Linked DNA regions of Homo sapiens: region 1 is linked to region 2. The links are chromatin contacts, found by Hi-C in ENCODE. All regions are on one chromosome and are shown on one strand. The core of a region is the stretch at or near the end of the contact, and the rest is flanking DNA. Distances in the headings are between cores, read along the strand shown. Region 1 has its middle 49 kb from the start of SLIT3. Region 2 overlaps DOCK2 (dedicator of cytokinesis 2).

Region 1 (2,700 bases), core at 191-2,690, 350 kb after region 2:
TACTTTGAGGTCCATTCCTCTGTTACCAAAACTGTCATCAGAGTTTGTCTCCTCATTGGTAGCTTCAGAATAGGCTTTGCAAACACAAATGCCTATAGGGCCAAAAAGGCCCTTGAATGTTACTACACAAGTGAAACATTCTGGATATAAGTGCAGGGGCATCAGAATGTAAAAATCGGGGTGAAGACTCTGGAAACCTAGGGAGCACACCACCTGTACCAGGGATATCCATTCTTCACTTGCAGTGGGTTATTGCCAGGTCTTTCAATGCTTTAACAGAATCAGAAATGTGGTATGTAATGTAAAAGCTCCTTATCTTTAAAATGTTGCATCAAATATTGTAAACAAAACTAGGTGTGCCAAACAAAACATGTTCGAATGTCATTTTTTAAAAACTCTTGGCTACCAGCTGGAGCTCAAACAAACAATGACATGCAGTGAATGCTCTTATCCTTTCCAGGTCTCTAAGAAAACCCAAAGTCCCTGCCTCCAACCTTCCTCCCCGACAGATACCCACACTACATCCCCTCGCTCCTACTGGCTCCCCAGACAATGAGCTGGACAATATGACCCAAGAATTTCACTGCCAAGGTATTGCTGCCAAGGTTTTCGAGTTTCAAGTCCCTAGTTTAGAGTGAGTCATCTCAAATTCAATTAGTGGAGAGTTCCTCTGGGTTCAGTCACCAGTGGCAGAGGGAGAAATGACTCAGACGGTGGAGCATGCAGTGCCTAATGGGTCCAGCATGTGGGGGCTTTTGAGATTGTTGGGCACGGTGCTCATGGTGCCCGAGGGGAGTACAAAGCGGGGCTGGAGGTTGCAACATGCTCTCAGCTCAACTCATTGTTGGCTCTTTTGGACTGAAAGATATTTGAGATATTTGTATTTGACCTCAAACATATGGTGGATCTAGCACCTCAAGGATATATATTATTATAAGCCTGTTGGCTCCTATTCCAGCCTCGTTTCCTTCTGCCAGCCTGAACTGCACATTTTGCATTCTGGCATTACCAAACTATTGTAATTCCCCAGGCTCTTTCTTGCCTCTATACCTTAGTGGTGCCATTGTTTCCCTGGAATACCTATATGTGCTTCTGACAAACTCCTTTTTGTGCTTTAAAGCTCCAAACAGACATCACTACTTTTGGGAAAATAACTCTAACACCCCCCCATTTGTTAAACTTGTATTCTTCCTTTGTCCATCTATAATTTGAACTTACTTTTCACATTGTATAAAAACCATTTGCTTATCTGCTTGTCTGCCTAGTTAAGGAGAAGCCTTTAAGGTCAGAAAGCTTGTAATATTCTTCTTTACAGATGAAAGTACCTTATGCATGGGCAGGCAGTCCATCATAGTTTACAGAGCAATCTTGGATTGAAATACCACACAGCTCTGAAATGACTCAGCGTGGACTATCTCAATCCTATGGGCCAGACCAACAGTATCATTAACTCAGCCTCTGCCATGTAAGCCCTTCTGAGTTGTCTGTGGTCATAAGCACAATAGTTAGAGCAGGAAACACAGGAATGCACAGATAATCCAAAAGTCAATAGTTTAACCTAGCCCAATCATTCACTCAAATCCAGTAAACATCTTTTGAATAACTGCTCTGTCAGGCACTGTTCTGGGCACTTGGGATATAGCAATCAATAAGATTGCTCTTATAAAGCTTATATGTGGTAGGGAAGAGAAATTAAACCAGTAAATATAAAGAAGAGGATACCAAGTAATAAGTACCCTAAGGAGCATCACACAGGATAATGTGATACAGATGGATAAGGTGGGGTGGGATTTTAGATGGTGTGGCAGGGCTAGTCTTTCTAGGAGCACTGCATTTGTGCTGAGACCTGAATTATGAAGATCTAGCAATAATAAGATGTAAGGACAGAGAGAGCATTTCCATAGACCAGTGGTCTTCAACCTTTTTGGCACCAGGGACTGGGTTTTCCACAGATGGAGGCGAGGGTAGGGATGGTTTTGGGTTGATTCCAGCACATTACATGTGTTGCACACTTTATTTCTATTATTATTACATTGTAATATATAATGAAATAATTATGCAACTCACCATAATGCAGAATCACTGGGATCCCTGGGCTTGTTTTCCTGCAACTAGACTGTCCTATCTAGGGGTGATGGGAGAGAGTGACAGATCAACAGGCATTAGATTCTCATAAAGAGCACCCAACCCAGATCCCTCGCATGTGCAGTTTACAATAGAGTTTGCAGTCCTATGAGAATCTAATCCTGCTGCTGATCTGACAGGAGGTGAGCTCAGGCGGTATTGTGAGCCATGGGGAGTGACCGTAAACACAGATGAAGCTTCACCCACTCACCTACTGCTCACCTCCTGATGTGTGGCCAAGTTCCTAACAGGGCCCCGACCAGTACCATTCTACAGCCTGGGGGTAGGGGACCCCTGCCATAGAGGAAACAATGACTGAAAATACTTGGCACTGGAAATGAACCTTGTATGTTCAAGGAAGAAAGAAGGCCAAAGTGGCTGGAGCAAAGTGAGAGAGGGTAAGAGATAAAATGGAAGGTGTAATCAGGTGCCAAACCAGGAAGTGCTTTATAAGGCCATAGTGAAGAATCCAGATTTTTTTTGATGTGATAAAAAACCAATAGAGGGTTTTGTGCACCTTTCTTCTATTCTGTCACTTTCTTCCAGTGGGGATGTATGCTCTATGAGAGAAGGAGG
Region 2 (2,700 bases), core at 149-2,648:
GGCAATTTCCCTTTGGCTCCAAAGTTATTCATAGGACCTGGTAGATCAGATAATCATCTCTCCCTGCCCAGAGTAAAGACTATGGAGATGAGGACGTGACCTATATTAAAGCTCCTGGGGCTTCTGCTGAAACTAATGGGAAAGAGGTACATTCTTTCCACTGGTTGCTAAGTTGGTAGGATGCAAGCTTGGAACAGCTGGCTGATAATTTGCCAACTAGTTGGACAGCCATCTTCTTAGTAAGCCAGCATGAAGACATAGGGGCTGAGCAAGAAAGAGACAAATTCTTCATAGTAAGCCAGCATGAGGACATGGGAGCAAGAAAGAGACAAACTGATTTGAGTTCCTGGATCCAGCTATGCCTGAAGCGATCTATTCATAAGCTCTTCAGTTACACCAATAAAGTACCTTTTCTTTTCCTTCTTCTACCAGTTTAGATCAGATTTCTGTCATCTGACACCAAAAGAGAGGGCAGGCTACAGCTGAGGACAAAGACACACTTTGCAGTAAGGTTGAAGGATCCTTACTGCCTTAACAGAAACACCATGATGTCAGAAATGCCCCCACAAGTAGAATCAGAGCATTTTAGAGCAGTAGAGGATTTCATGAATTAACCAGGTATGAGTCCTTCATTTTGCACATAATAAAACTAAGGCTCTGGGGAAAATGCTTGCCCAATATCACTGGCTGGCTAGCTAGCCGCAGTGCCAGGTTAAAAAAAAAAAAAAAACAGTGAGCTCAGTAAAACATCCTCCACTCCACCGCTTTGCAAGCAGTGCCAGGGGACTAGTTGGAGAGTAAGCAGGTCTGCGATTACAGATCAGAGCATCTTGAAGTGAGAAACCTGAAACACTGAGGTTAGCTATGGTACATAGGGGTTATGCACGGTATACTCTTAAAATTTTATATTTTAATAAAAAGAAAACTGGCATATCAAATTGCCATTTTCACAGGAATTTAAATCGCCTTTGATGAAAAACATACATTATGTAAAGCAGGTTGATTAAAAGAAACTATATTTGGTAAATAACAGTACAAGTGGTAGTCAAACATAACTAAAACCATAAAAGTGGGGCAAGAATGACGAAGCCTTAGAAACCCCAGGAGAGCTAAAGCTTAAGAGGAATGCAGAGCTGATGTTGCTGTACAGCAGCCTCATGCAGGGCTCTGCCTCAGGTCACGCCAATTCTCCAAATGTCCGTTTCCATCTGGAATTTAGATGTGTGGTAGGTGACTCATTCTGTGTAACTGCATTTCCTGTCCTAGATGTACTTTTTAAATGATTTGCTCCTCATAATTAGATCCTGCCTGTATTGTTTTTCCTTTTTCACAGAGCTGGGGAGCAAAGGTGTCAACTGCTCAGACGGCCCCGGTCTCCCGATGCTCTACTCCAGACAAGAGGAGCCCATGATTCACTGTGTTCATCATAAATCTGGACTTAGTCACCAATTATTTTGATTTAGTCACCAGAAATGTAGTTATTAAGGGCTGTCTGGCATAAATTTTGCAGGGGTGGGGGCAGCAGGAGGCGGTTGGGAAACAAATCATCATTACAATTCAGCCACATAAAATGTGCGCTCCCATAAAAATCAATGATGCAGAGTGTGCCCCTTACCTGCCACCCCAAAGGGCCTCCTCAGTCCCTGCGTGCACTTCTTTGCACCAGTATCCTTAAGATCCATCTTGCCGACCCGGACTATTTGACAAATCAAGTAAATTTTATCCCTGTTGAGGTCTTTGTTTCCAAGATCCTGGGGGGAAAGAAACAAAAAATTGACCATCATGTGCTGAATGGGGGAAAAAAGGTAGACAAGAAAACCCAGTAATAGTAATTTCTGAGGGATGTATATAATACTTGCTATACATGGACCAATCATACAATAAGTCCTGGAAAAGATAGAAACAAGGCTCTCACATCCATTTCACAGATAAGCAAGGTAAGGTTTGCAAAGGAAAATGAGTGATAAAACTCTAGTGTTTAATCCCAATTCTTCCCTCTCAAAATGATAGGGCAAGAGAAGGGTAGAGGTGGAATATCAGCTGTACAGACAGGATTCCCCATATGCCGAGGTGATAGATCCAAAAGTAGCATTTGCTACAGATGACTCGGATGACACCATCGGTCACATCATTGCTCAGAACCTCTGAGAGAGAAGACAAAAGGAAGAGAAAAAAATCATAACAGCTACCATTTCCTGCACATCTAAAGTGTGGCCATCAGTTGGGTTGAGGTAGTGCTAACAACCCCAATATCTCAGTGCTTACAACACAGCAGAAGTTTACTTCTGGTGCAGTCTACAGGGCCAATGCAGAGGGGTGGGGGCTCTGATTACTTACTTACTCTGGGCCCTTGGCTGGCAGCTCTGTCTCAGCACGGGTGCGCTCACTGTCTCTGCCACAGGGGAAAGGAATGTGGCAAATCACTTCTGGCTTTTAAATCATCTACCCAAGAGAGATGCACATCACTTTTTGCTTGCATGTCATTTGCCAAAGAAAGGCATATGGCCGCACCTGACTTCAAGGGGTCAGGAAACTGCAGTCAACTATCTGTTTGTTTATTTATTTATTTTATTTATTTTGAGACAGGGCTTCACTCTGTCACACAGGCTAGAGGGCAGTAGCATGATCACAGCTCACTGCAGCCTCAGTCTCCCAGGCTCAAATAATCCTCCCACCTCAGCCTCTTGAGTAGCTGGGACT

What was found. A loop is a pair of places that touch in the nucleus more often than their neighbours do. Pooled maps may share reads with other maps.
Region 1: a loop to region 2 is called in a map of endothelial cell of umbilical vein, with 11 times the contacts of the local background. The contact joins two enhancer-like sites. A Hi-C loop is called at or near these places in 3 of 168 maps with a recorded cell type or tissue (MCF 10A, chondrocyte and endothelial cell of umbilical vein) and 3 of 50 pooled maps.

What each region holds. Positions count from the first base shown.
Region 1 is chr5:169,348,936-169,351,635 of GRCh38, reverse strand. No RefSeq gene overlaps it. Among named protein-coding and RNA genes, the nearest start is that of SLIT3, 49 kb to the right of the region's middle. Within about 2 kb of position 1,440, at least 5 of the 41 ENCODE cell types and tissues checked have a DNase peak (open chromatin) inside an H3K27ac peak, as active enhancers do; they include endothelial cell of umbilical vein, where a contact is called at or near this core.
Region 2 is chr5:169,694,854-169,697,553 of GRCh38, reverse strand. DOCK2 (dedicator of cytokinesis 2) reads right to left here. Exons shown (of 52, transcript NM_004946.3): 10 at 1,616-1,751. Among named protein-coding and RNA genes, the nearest start is that of DOCK2, 59 kb to the right of the region's middle. RefSeq lists an enhancer at 877-2,076. Within about 2 kb of position 1,398, at least 5 of the 41 ENCODE cell types and tissues checked have a DNase peak (open chromatin) inside an H3K27ac peak, as active enhancers do; they include endothelial cell of umbilical vein, where a contact is called at or near this core.